2 separate regions of the Mus musculus genome follow, and region 1 is linked to region 2. A link is a loop called in an ENCODE intact Hi-C map of the cell type or tissue named here. Cell type or tissue: heart. All regions are shown on one strand. Links, peaks and the distances in the headings refer to the core of each region. The heading gives the core; the rest is flanking DNA.

What was found. Peaks named below come from ENCODE experiments on the same cell type or tissue, not always from the same donor. Only the 100,000 strongest peaks of a DNase experiment are listed, where the experiment ranks them.
Region 1: it touches region 2 in a loop (2.0-fold over the local background); 2 of 42 quality-filtered maps call a loop at or near these places.

The regions. Positions count from the first base shown.
Region 1 is chr11:28,634,305-28,640,768 of GRCm38, reverse strand. Gm34075 (a long non-coding RNA gene) reads left to right here and starts at 2,898. Exons shown (of 3, transcript XR_381118.2): 1 at 2,898-3,117. In heart, for the core only: no CTCF peak of the experiment used is centred there; no DNase peak of the experiment used is centred there.
Region 2 is chr11:28,689,547-28,696,010 of GRCm38, reverse strand. It overlaps 2810471M01Rik (RIKEN cDNA 2810471M01 gene), which reads right to left. Exons shown (of 3, transcript NR_045906.1): 3 at 2,735-3,622. Among named protein-coding and RNA genes, the nearest start is that of 2810471M01Rik, 11 kb to the right of the region's middle. In heart, for the core only: no CTCF peak of the experiment used is centred there; DNase peaks (open chromatin) are centred at 2,510 and 3,000; H3K27ac peaks cover 640 bases.

The DNA.
Region 1 (6,464 bases), core at 1,049-6,048, 56 kb after region 2:
TTGTAGGGCAAGTGGTCCCTGCAGCAGAACTGGTAAGGCTGAGTGAGCTCAGACCCCAGGGAATCTCAAAGGCTTGAGATAGACAGTAGTAAAGCTGCTCCCTACTCATTTCTGTATGTACTTTGGAACTTGTAACCGTAACACTGCTCCTTGGGCAGTTTCAGTCATGTAAGGAAACACCTGGACTCCTTTGCCATGCAAATAGAGCATCACCACCATCTCAAATTGAACCAATATAACTCCTTATATTATCCCCCGTTATCATCCAGGTGGGAGCATGGCAGTATCCAGGCAGTCATAGTGCAGGAAAGCTGAGAATTCTATATCTTAATTTGAAGGCCATTAGGAGAATACTGGTTTCCAGGTAGCTAGGAAAAGGGTATTAAAGCCCACACCCAAAGTGACACACCTATTCCAACAAGGCCATACCTCCTAATAGTGCCATTTCCTGAGCCAAGCATATACAAACCATCACACCACCACATGCCTCAATGTTTACATAGTCTCTGTCTACATAAAATTAAGCACATGTGTTATTTCACCAGGGATCATCTGAGAGTGGCTGCTTTTACTGAGTTGTAATACTTGGGGGAAGAGTTCTCTCTCCTTAAAAATTCATCTCTAGACCTTGAACCGGCCTGTAAGGCTGCGCTTACACTGCTGCCGCCACCTCTTGGGCTGGCACTGTTGCTGCCATGGTAGGTGACCTCAAACATGGGATTTCAGATACCTGTCCTGTGCAAGCTGCCCAAGCCTCCTTACTGCTCCACTAAGAGCTGTAACACCTTAGCATTTCTGGTGACCAGAGTGAAACCTATTCATCCTGGCTCTCCTTTGCCCTCTGGGTGGACAGTGGGCAACACAGGATGATGCCGTGTCACTGTAAAGTGCTGACTGGGATTTGAACCTGGGCTCCTGTGACTCTGCCCATGTTGCCTCTGACCTTCTTCTGCTGGGATGCCATTCTCTCCAGGGTGATTCTGCTTCACTAGAAAATGATGATGAAAGGAGGGAATGGGAGCAGTTATAAAGGAAATGTAGACCATAGCCCATTTACATTATTGCAAGTGCAGATGACTGTGCAAGTATGTGTCATTGGAGAGGAATGGGCTGTAAATTTGGCTACAGGTTAGATGTAAGATGTTTTCCCTAAGGTAAAGGAGGGTCACATACACAACTTTCTGGTAATTCTAGAGTATCAGAGTTATAGATGCAGTCCTTCCATTGGGCTATGGTTAGCCTGAGCTCTGGGCTGGGATTTCAGCTGGGTCAGAACTCTTTCCCTTCAATAATAACCTTATGGTGAACACTTCTTGTTACGCATCCAGGCTGGGCCACTGATTCTGCAGGAAGAGGGGGAAAATTGCTAGATGTATCATAGCCCTCTTGAGACTCAACAAAACTGACTCCCATAAGAAATCACCCACTATATGTGAAAGCATTCCAGTGGGACTCAGAAAGCCATTTTCACTTTCCTTTTCCAGCCAGGGTTTTGGGGGTGGCTGTGTTTGGACTGAGTGCCTCCCACTTTCTTATTCATGTAAAGTGCTTTCTCCTGGTTCTCCCCCAGGACTTTCTTACAAGAGATATGACTGCTCCTTTGTTGAGGCCATAAGTGTCTCCAAGCTCTTGGGGTCCAATGGGTACATGTTAGGCACTTGGGAAGCTGTGTTTTTGGAATACTTCTATCAGGGGTTGCCTCCTCCTTTGCCAACACTTGTCAAAAGCAGAAGGCGTTCAATCAATGACAGAACTTCTGCATTTCTGAGCTAAAGTATTAAACTCTCTCCCACTTCCAAATGATAGCGAGTTGAGAAGATTCATGAAAATCAAGGTAAATTGGCTATACAAAGTGCAGCTGAGGAGGGAGGGAAGTCATTTTAATGATTTTTGCCAGCTCAAAGGGAAGGAGTTGGGAGGAACTGATTGACTTATTAGACTGCTTAGGACCCCACGGCCAATGACTGCAGAATATGATTTGAGTTTTCCACAGTCCTAGAGCAGCAACAAAACACCAAGGCCTGAGGCTTCAAAGCAAGTTGGCTCCAGTCACTCTGGGTCATTTAGGAGGAGGTGGGGGATGTGGAAATGGGAGAGGATGCTGGCTGTCTTTGGAGTCTATGAGCAGCTCTGGTAAGTGCTGAAGCAGGTGATGCTGCAGCTTTCCAAGGTTGTCATCAGGGACAACAAATCCACTTTGACTTCTGGCCCAATTCTACTAATCAACAATGAGGGTGATCAGTCAGGAGTCAGAAAGGAGGTGGGCAAGCTGGGAAGCTGTCTGTGGACATAGGTGGCTCTGTGGAACTCTCCTTAGCTGTCTGCTGTAATGTGTGACTGTTTCACGAACAAGGACAGAAGTGCAGGAGGTAATACCCACTTTTCACTAGCCCTAATAAAGTCCAGCGTAATTTTTACCAGGCATTTAGCCATGGAAGTAAATTAGTAAACGTGAAGCTCTTAATTATTTTCAAATGTCCACTATGAAATGTTTGTGAAAGAAATGTTCTACAGCTATAAAGTGATATCTTCACACCGAGACTCTCAAGGGCCTTTGACTATGTTGCTTCTGATCTAAGTCTGTGATGAAAAAGGCTTACTGAAGATGCATCTCCTCGGTTCAGCGTCCTCCCTCTGAGGACCACAGTGAGATAACTATTACATCGGTTACCACACAGTCATGGCTGTGACTAAATGCCTAACAAAAGCAGCCTAAGGAAGGATGTTTCTTCTAGATCCAGATCTTAGGGGTGCAGTCCATAGTGGGTAGGATTCCTGGAGTCAGGAAAATGAAGCAACTGGTCGCATTACTTCCGTAATCAAACAGCAGACAGAGTTGTGTATTGGATGCTGGCTCACCTTCTCCTGTTTCTGTTCTTTATTCAGTCTGGAACCCCCAACCCATGGGATCATGCTTCATTCATGGAAGATTTTCCTTCTACAGTTAAGCAGCTCTGGAAATGCCCGTGAAGACACGTCAAGAGGCATGTTTCCTCGATGATTCTTAAAAAAAAAAATCAGTTTAGTAGATGACAAAATGACTGACCATCACAGATCACAGTCATTGAATGATGTTAGTTCAACAGAAAAAGTGCACATCTCCTTGTTGTGATTAAGGTAAGTGTCCTTCAAAGACCCTCGTGTCATAGGTTGGGTATTCAGGAAGATGGTATTGGAAGATGGTATAGCCTTTTGGAGGTAGAGCCCAGCAAGCAGTCACTGATCAGCTGGCAGTATGTGATACCTTGCTATCTCCTTTTGTCTGGAGACTGGGGTCTCTCCTCTCTTTTCATTTGTTTCCTCTCCAAGGTGAATGACTTGTTCTGCAATGAACTCTGCCATGCATTCCTACTGGCCAACCCATATACTAGAGGCTGGAATCTCATATTTGATCAGAGTGTCCCAAATTGTGAACCTTTTTAAAACATCCTTTATAGTTTAAACATCTCAGGTGCTTTGCTATGTTGATGATGGTTAAGACATCTCTCTATTAGGAAGAAGTATATTATTTTAGCCTTCAGAGAGGAACTTTTAGAATTCTGGAAAAGGACTAAACAAAGGTAATCATTTAGCAACATTGAAAGAATTGAAACTGATAATTTAGAAGCTTAATGTGAGATGCCCAAACAGCAATTGGAACAGTAAATGGACTGTACAAAGTCTAGCTGGGGAGAAATAGAAGCATAAAGACAAAACTAGTTAGCATCTCCCCCACGCCACCTCTTCCCCAGAGCAGAATAGAAAGCAAAACCCCCACAGTTCCAGTCCTGCCACACAGTGTTAGCAAGGAAGTCAGAGCAGGTCACAGTATTTCTAATTCAGATTAATGACCCCATTCAGCCCTGTCTCCTTAGCAGGAAATTAGGAAGCAGAGGAAGAAGCAGGAGTGATTCATAACCCGTGGTTCTGGCTATTGGCAGTTGTGCTCATTAAAAGCAAAGACATTGTTTTAATATTAAAAAATCGAGTCTGACTTATTTATAGGATGAAGTGTTCTCCATCACATTTATAAAGGCAGCTGGTTACCTACCCATATTTTTGAAGGACAGGAGAACTAATCCTTGCTCCTTTGTGTTTGTCTCAGCTATAAAGTGAAGTTTGGGTGAAAGATAATGGATGTTGTGTTTTTCTGGTACTTAGCTATTGACTCTACATCTCTTCTGCCCATCATGGTCTCTGCCCACTAGGGCTTGGTTCTGGTTCTCCATTTTCTGTCATGTGCCCTTCCTTACTTTTTCAGGAAACTTAAATAATTAGAAAATTATTATTATAATAATTATTATTTCACTTGTTCAACTCTAGCCACTAACCCTGCCCAGTCTTGCTTGTGGTCTCTTTGTCTCTATCTCTCATACACAAAAGTCTATTTGGTGCACATGGACATCAAAATAAATTCACTGTTGTATACATGTAAACGTCATTCTTTTTTTCAAATTCACCTTTGTGACCAAACATAACAACTTGGTCCATTCTCATTAAGGGGAGCTGGCCCTTCTCAACAGTTTCCACACTTGTTATAAGCTTGTTTGAGTGAAGAACATGCTCTATGAGTAAAATAGATATGAAGTCCAATCTCTTGGCATGTCTTTGGGGCAAAAATAGGGTCCTTTGTCCGCTCGAGGCTAGGGAGATGTGGGAGCTTGACTATGTGGACCCCAGGGTACTGCCGGGTGGGCATTGGACTGTGAGAAGCTGTGGAATCCTGCTCTGGGGGTGAAGAAGCTGCAGTCTGTGGTCCCTATGGAATTGCAGGAGCCGGGATCTTACTCTCTGGCACCACAGGCTCTGCTGGGTACTGCAGAAGAGCTGGTTCTGGGGTCCCTGGGCCGCATGCAGGCCAAGGATGTCAGGTTCTTGTTCTCAGACATCTCAGAAGCTTCAGAATGTCATAGATGAGCTGAGAACTGGTGGGGACTCTGAGCTGAGAACTAGGGTGGACTCTGGCCCAGGGGCCAGAGAGAAAAGGGTAGGAGGAGAGTTCTGGCAGGTAACCGTGAAGAGGAGAGAGTCTGGCTAGCTCAGGTGGCTGCTTCAGCTGATGGGTTGGCTTGGTTGGTAGTCATGGCTGAGAAACGCAGGGAGGCCTCCCTCCCGGTGGGTGATTAGATGTGTGTGGCTTGTTAAAGGGAGACCTGTTCCATTGCTGCAGCACGACAGGTCCTGATAAGAAGAGACCAGCATTTCTGATATCACTTGAGAACTTGGATCTTTGGCTTCATTTGAGATGAGCTGGGTCAGAAGTTGAACAGCAGCATTGCATGTTCTTGACCATCCCCTCCAGCTGATTTTCTCTAAGGCTTAGGAAGTATGGGTATATGTTATCTCTTGTTTCTATTTCCATTGGCAATGACCAAGATGAACAAACAAACAAACAACAAATCACCAAATCCCACTTCTAGTATCCCTATAACCATCACCACCACCACAAAAACAGTTGGTGGTGCTTACATTTGATATTTACATGGGCCTTAGTCTGCTCAAGACTGTTCTGGGCTTTGTAGGTCAGGGACCTGGCTTATCTTGTGCTCTTTGTGTATCCAGGAAGAACTGGAATATTTTTGGGGGCAGGTTGATTTTGCTAAATTTCTTGAGTAACATTTTGTTATTGTTGTTCCAAGTAACATAAGGAGAAAGAAAAGCTATACTCTTCTGTTTAGAATTAGAATTGGTACAAATATGTAATATGTGTGTGTTTGTATGTATTTTTATGTTTATTTATCTGTATATATGTCACATCAATACATATATATGACATATACATGTATATATGTGACATATATGTATATATCTGCAATATATAATATCATATCTATCTATCTATCTATCTATCTATCTATCTATCTATCTATGACATTGACCAAGATATGAAGGCCAGTCAATTTTTAAACCTTTACTATTTGTGTGTGTGTGTGTGCCTAGGTGCATGAAGATATGACTTGTGTATGGGCACAAGTGGCATGCCTCAATGGGTCAGAGGATGGCCCTGTGGAGTTAATTCTCTCTATCCACTGTTAGCAGACTCTGGGACTCACACTCAGGTTGCTCATATCACAAGCACCTTTACCTGATGGGCCATTACAATCATCATCAGTTTGATACCAGTTAATTTGGATTCAGTCAGGTAGAAAAATACTTAAGGACACATGTTGAGAGTTGGGTTTGGGCTGATTGAATTTCTAATTGAGGCAATGATGTGAGCTTCGAAGGGTTTATATGACAGATACACAGAATATTCAAAATATCTGTTAATATTTGGTGTTTTTGTAGGACTTGTTTACGGTGGTATGTATGTGCATGAGCATAAACTGTTAACACAGAGAGAAGGCAGTGTACAGTTAAAAGGACAGTGGGTCTCTCAAGCAGTTCAGAACAAAAAAGTTTCAGTACAACTTAGAAACTGTTAGAATCCTAATTCCTGGACCCTACCTAGACCTACTCCAAGAGGACAAGGTGGAGTTAGCAAT
Region 2 (6,464 bases), core at 550-5,549:
TATAGTTAACTAGCATATTGACATTTTCCAGAGCTTAGATATCAAAATACAATTGTAGAAGAAACGAAAACTCAAAACTGCTAATTGTTGTGTTTATAGTCTCAGGTCGCTGATGCAGCTAACTAATGTCACACTTGATGACAGTATCTTAGTCATAGTTAAAAGGACATTTCACATGTCAATATTGAGTATATGCTGTATACATCTGTTTGAAAAGTCTATTCTATATCTATTTCTAAAATAGAATTTATAGTTTGAGATGATCTTGCATGTTGTGGAGGAACTAGCTGTACTAAAATGGGCATCCTCATTTACTCTTCAAAGAGAAAAGTGGATTGCACATAGACTATGTGCTCCCACAGAATTACCCATAACAACATGGACTAAATTTATGGATTTATGTGTTTAAATTTCATACCCAAGAGTACTTCAAGTTTTAAAAGAAGAGAGCTTAAGTTTTGTTTTTTATTTTTTATCTCAAAAAGAGGGCCAGCAAACTTTCTCTAAAAAACAGACCAGTCATTATTTTCACCAAAATTTATGGGGGCCAGCCAATATGGAATAGAAAATAGAGGATGCGATTAGTTCTCAGTGCAGGGCTTTCTTGATTTCATCTTATAGAAAATATAGACTCTAGAGTACAGAGGGATGTGTATTCTATTTGGTGTGGAGAGTAGTGTCATGGAGAGTCACTCAGGAGTACTACATGGGAGGTTAATAATAAACTTTGGAATCTATGGTAACCAGAGCCCGGAGTTGCATAAGCTTAGATGGAAAGTGAAGTCTACAATGTCCAGAAGAAAGGAGAACGATTTGTTCTTCACTTTGTTCCAGTGCTATCAGTTGGTAAATATCTATTGGCTCCCTGTCAAGGCACTGTGTGTGTCCCAGGTGCTTAAGTACTGCCACATAAGCAGAGGCCGAGAAAGTTATTTTTGATTTCTTACTCATCACCATCTCCTTCATACTAAAATGATAGCATGGGCACTTAGTTTCTACACTAGATAAGATGAAAAAGTAGCAATCCATTATTGTTCCATTTAAACCATTCTAAATTGATCATCCTCCTTACTGTCCATTTACTCCACCCTCCTAAACCATAATTTCAGGAGTAAAAGTGTTTGCATATTTTTGCTGAGTTCAAGAATTTAATGTGCTCAGCAACATATCATTCAAGGAGCTGACCTGCAATTTTCTGATTGATAGTGGGCATGCTAATGTACTGTTAACCCTCTTATACACAACCTAAAGGGTGCTCCTAACTACAACCATTACGTAGTGCCTTAGAATATGTTGAGACAAAAGGAAGGTGTAGAAATTGACAACTAGTGTCCAATTGATTATAATGCTTGGAAAATGAACTCAGGGGAAGGAGTATGCAATTCGGCCCCCTGGGTTTGTCTGTCAAAGGTCGATGGACAATGGGGTACTCCTTCCAGAAGTCTGCTTTAGGAAAGTGGACTAGGGAAAGTCCCATTCTTATTCACATCTTCTAGCTATTGCTGCTATAGTTACTACTGTGCAATTTGACATTTTATGGAATGAAACTGTCTCTCTGCAATTGTCCCTCCATTCCCTGCGCTGGTGCTCTCAGGGAGCTGTGATTTTCAGTGTCACCCTCTCACCTTAGGCCTTCTAGCTTTGGAACCTGCAAGGCACAAGCTTCTATGGGTAAAGAAACATGTGAGAAAGGCAATGCTCTGTTGATTCTCAACACAGTCACATTTGGACCTTCATCCTTATTAAGGGCTCAGTGCTTGAGCTCCATTCAGTTCTCCCGACATTCAAGGCTTACTGAATGGCACAGTACAGGAACAAAAATATGGTATATATAACATTAAAAAGTCAAGAAAGATGAATTAGGGAACAAAAAGTCTATCCACTTGTTAAAAAGTGATCCTTTGCTAAAGTTCTTGGTGTTTTGTGGTGAAGGAGGTCCCTTTGCCATTCAGTAACTCCTGCCTTTGATCAAGTGAACACTAATCAAAGTTTGCTGGCAGGTCATTCATAAGTCCAAAGATAGCCTGTATTCACCTATATGCAGCAGGACACCCTCAGGCTCCATGCTCCCAGGACATAATCTTCAAAGCAATGCCTCACACAATTTCCTCTAGTTCCTCCCCTGTAGACCTATACATCTGGCTGTCAGAAACAATGTCCACACTACTAATGGTTTTCAGGCACCTCACACTAGCACACAGGGTATTAGTATAAGAAATTCTGAGGCATGAAAATCCTGGGAGAATTTTCACATTTACCAACTTTGATGTCTCTAGAGGAAAAGTTTACCTTTTCCATCAGAATTGTTTAAACAATTCTCTGTCAAAATTCTGAATAACACTCTTGGTTTTCAACTGAAGTTAGAGGTATGTGTGGAGTGGTGGGTGACAAAACACACCAGCTGCTCTTGCCTTTGTTGAACCTCTATCTTGGCAAGGGTGATGAAATGCCCAATAGAGCATGGATGCCTTCTGGTGTTGGCTACTTTGCTCATATTCTTCTGGAGCTGGGGTAAACAGCAGCTGTGCAGCAAGGACCTTGATGTGCTGGAGGTCCAATTAGCAGGTCTTGGCTTGGCATGTATGTACTCAGAAACTTGAGACAGGCCGTGTACATAATTGTTACAGCAAGCCTTTTCTCACCTTTCTCATCATCTCTGTCAGTCAACAATTTATTTTAAAGTAGGGTTTTTTTTTTTCACAACTGAACAATTTGAGAGTGAAAAAACAAAAGTCAAAGGATCCCTACTTTTATTTTGTATATTTACAGACTGTATTCTTCTAATGATTGGAGGAAGGCTGTTTGAAAAATCAAGCAGATATTTACAGGGGACAGGCACTGCTCTAAGCTCTTTGAAGAGGAAAACACAGACCAGATGTGGAGAAACCACATTGAAGAGCAAAATTGTGAGGAAAGCACAGGAAATTCCCTGTGGACCCTGAGAAAAGCTGTTCGTGTTGCTCAGGGACAGGAAAGGCATCCTGGAACAGATGACAGCAGAGCCAGAAGGCTCAGAAGTCTGTGCCAGAAGGAGGGGAGGGTGGGGGCAGGGCTTGATGGGAAAGCACCGTGTGTCCTAGCAAGAAGCAGCTGCTTCATGGACTAGGATATTACAGGTGGCATTTGAAGCAATGGTTCTGCTATTTGTTGTGGCAGAGGAAGCAGGAGGAGATGCTAGCAGATGCTGTAAGATGAGACTACTCTTTAGTTGGCTAGAGATGTAGTTCATCATATAGCAAGCCCCAGCCCACAAGCACCTGTGCTTCAAGGGCTGTGCAAGGCCATGACCTCAATTGCAGCAAGACATTATAGTGTTGTTACAAGAGACCCAATATCCACCAAGGTGCTCAGAGAAAGAATGTCAAGGGGAGGGAGGGCTCTATTCTGTCACTCCTATGGATTTAGTGGCTCCCTGCTAAATCAAAGAAAAAGTCCTAGAGAACATGAGACCTGGTTTGGTGATGGGGGTGAGAGCACTACGTTATGGCCTTGGTCTGGAGAATAAGCCATATTCTGAGCTTTTATTTGGATATTGTCATGTCTTGACTCCCAGTGTTGCTTTCTAGTGGATGCTGCTGTTTCCTTCTCTGCTTCCACAGGATGCAGCTGTTCTCTAAAGTACCTGAGAAAACATTTGGAGGATGTTTATTTTAGTCTCAGGATGATGAAGTCCTGATTCATAGTTTTCTTTCTGTATGCTCTTTGCTGAGCTGGTCTAAAGTCTATGTGATATGAGCTCTCAGCAGTCATTCTACACATACAGACCTGAATAAAATGAGCACCAAGGAGGTCATTAGTACCAGTAAATCTCATCTACTGGGGGATGGCCTAGCTTGGAGATCAATGGAGGAGGTGCTCAAAAGAGAAGGCATGTATTTTAATTCTCGTCTGCTTGCTTGTTACAGAACTTGGACCAAATCTGTTTTATTGCTCAGTGCCTCAGTTTCTTTTTCTATGAAATGAGCCAAGATGCTTGATATTTCATAGAGTTCTAATGTTTAAGAGGACACATGCACATGCAGTGTGTACCACTTGTACTGACAGGGTTACTTCAACTGACTTGTTTTTCTAAAGAGAAGGCTGTGGTCTGGAGGGGTGAGCTGATTTGCTCCAGGCATTATTAGTTTGGTGGCAGGGCAGGTAAGAATTTATCTGCTATCCCTCTATGGTAGGTATATTCCTACTCCTTCTCTCTGCCTCTTGTTGATTTGGTAAGTATGATTTATGGTTGTTGAAAAGTTTTAAATGAGAGATGATATGTGCAAATTATTCAAGCAACATTGAGGGAGGGGAAGTCACATTTGTGCAGGAAGATGGAAGAGCCATAGGAGAACATGGGTACAACATGTCCTTGCATGCAGATTACACATTGCAAAGATCCTTGGGAGCCCTTGACTCTGCATCAGTTTTAGTTTCTGTGTTTGCTTTCTATCACTTGCCTGTGGTTTAGGTCTCTGGCTCACTGGGAAAAGTATATGGGATACTTCAGGTCTCCAAGGAGAAATAAATTGTTGATAACTGCTTTGAGGATAGACTGCATTTCTTCATGCTTGTTTTCCATGCACCTAGCACAATATAGAAACTCAGTAAGGGTCACTGATTGACAGAGAACAAAAGAGAGTTTAAATTGTAACTGAAGAAAATTCTATTGCAGCAAAATGCCAAATGCTTAGTCAGCTGAAGTGAGGGTGGTTGGGATGTACAGAGTTGGGCCTGATGTAATGGCCGGAGCAATATGGAACATCCAATATCAAGGATCCCAGAAGGTACAGCCTCAGACAGGATGTGAGAATTCCATACACTCTCACAAGAGACTCCAGTGAAGGCTTTCCCCTTCAAACCTGACAGAGGCTAAGAAGAGCAAGTAGCTAGGAGATTCAAGACCTGGAGTAGGCTGTGCTATCCCCATGCCAAGCCATGGAAGGAAGGTGCTTGAGGGTACAGAGATGCCAGCATGCACATTTGTGGATACTGGGATTTCCAGTGTAATATCTTGCCCTTTAATGGTAAAAATATAACATGAGATTATGCTTTTTGTGTGTATGCATGCATATGTATGTGTGTACACACCTGTACATGCCTGCACATACCTGCATATGCATTCACACATGAGTGTATGGGAAGCTTTTCCCGCTCTGATTTGTGTTTCTACATCTTAATAATTTAGTGCCTTTTATTGAATGAAATAGATAATAAATAACAGTTTGAAGACCCCCCAAGACTTAAATGTCTAGAACCAAACCCTCTTTACAAGGAAAAACAAACTATTGTCATATTTTAAGTTCCACTATTAAAAAATCACGAGTATTCAGACTCCTAAGACCTGGGAACCATCTGTGGATGGTTTTTCAGATTGCTCTGAGTAAGAAGTGCAGCTGTGACATTTGTCACTCTGTTCAGAGGCTTGAAGTTGTAAGAGGGTCTTCAAGAAACTACTGAGTCTGGAGTACAAGATAGGGCTTTGGTTCTGGCTCCAATGTGGAGAGGAGAAGAGGAGACTCTTGTCTTGGAATGCTGGCTTTGCAGTGTTTTGTACTAGGTCAGAACTGCTGTCTAAGCAGGGGCAGAGCTGCACAAAAGAAGGAGGCAGAGGTTCAAGAGCAAGCTGAAACTTTCGAAGCCTGCTCACCTGACTGAGAAAGACTCCAGCTTTCTACTATAAGCAATGCATTTCCATTGCCAAGTATAAAATGTGAAATGGCATACTACCTCCTCCCAGCCCAGACTGTGTACATGACCGAGTAGAAAGCCCCATTTTAATTATTTCATGCTCTACTCATAAGAAATCTTACTCTACTGACTCATAGCAATTTCTTGATGAAATGAGGCATATAATTAGAGCTAACCAATGTTGCTTTCCTCAGAGAAATTTCAAATTGACACTTGTCTTCCTTTGACATGAGCCATACCAGAGAGGAGAGAACACTTGGTATTTCTCTGACAATATATCTCAAATGTCAGTTGCAGAATTCTAAGTTGGAACAATGGTAATGTATCTATATCACTAAATTAAATAACTAAATATGGAGATTTTTCACAACTGTTCCAAGTACAGATTTCTCAATCTTGGCTCAAATGTGCTGATTCCGTATCTCCCTGAATCTGTTTCTAACCCCCTGCTAGGTGTTGCCAGTGTGCCTTGGCTTTAGAGCACACTGGGCAGTGAATTTCATGTTACAAGCTGATTCATGTCTCTAAAATGAACAAGTACCCTTCCCTTCATTAATTATTATTATTATTATTTACCTTTCCAGAGACATCTGTACTTTCTAGATACCAATCTGTCTCCCTTCTAATGTTTTGCCTCCTTTTAACATAGAACTTTGGTTTGTGTGAACCACGTGGAAACTAAAAAACTAACACAATAAATATCTTCAGGCACAGTGCTAGGAATTTACATGTCTTTACCTAAACCTTACAGCATCCTAAAATGCAATGTGAATTCCTACTTAGAAATGATGAAA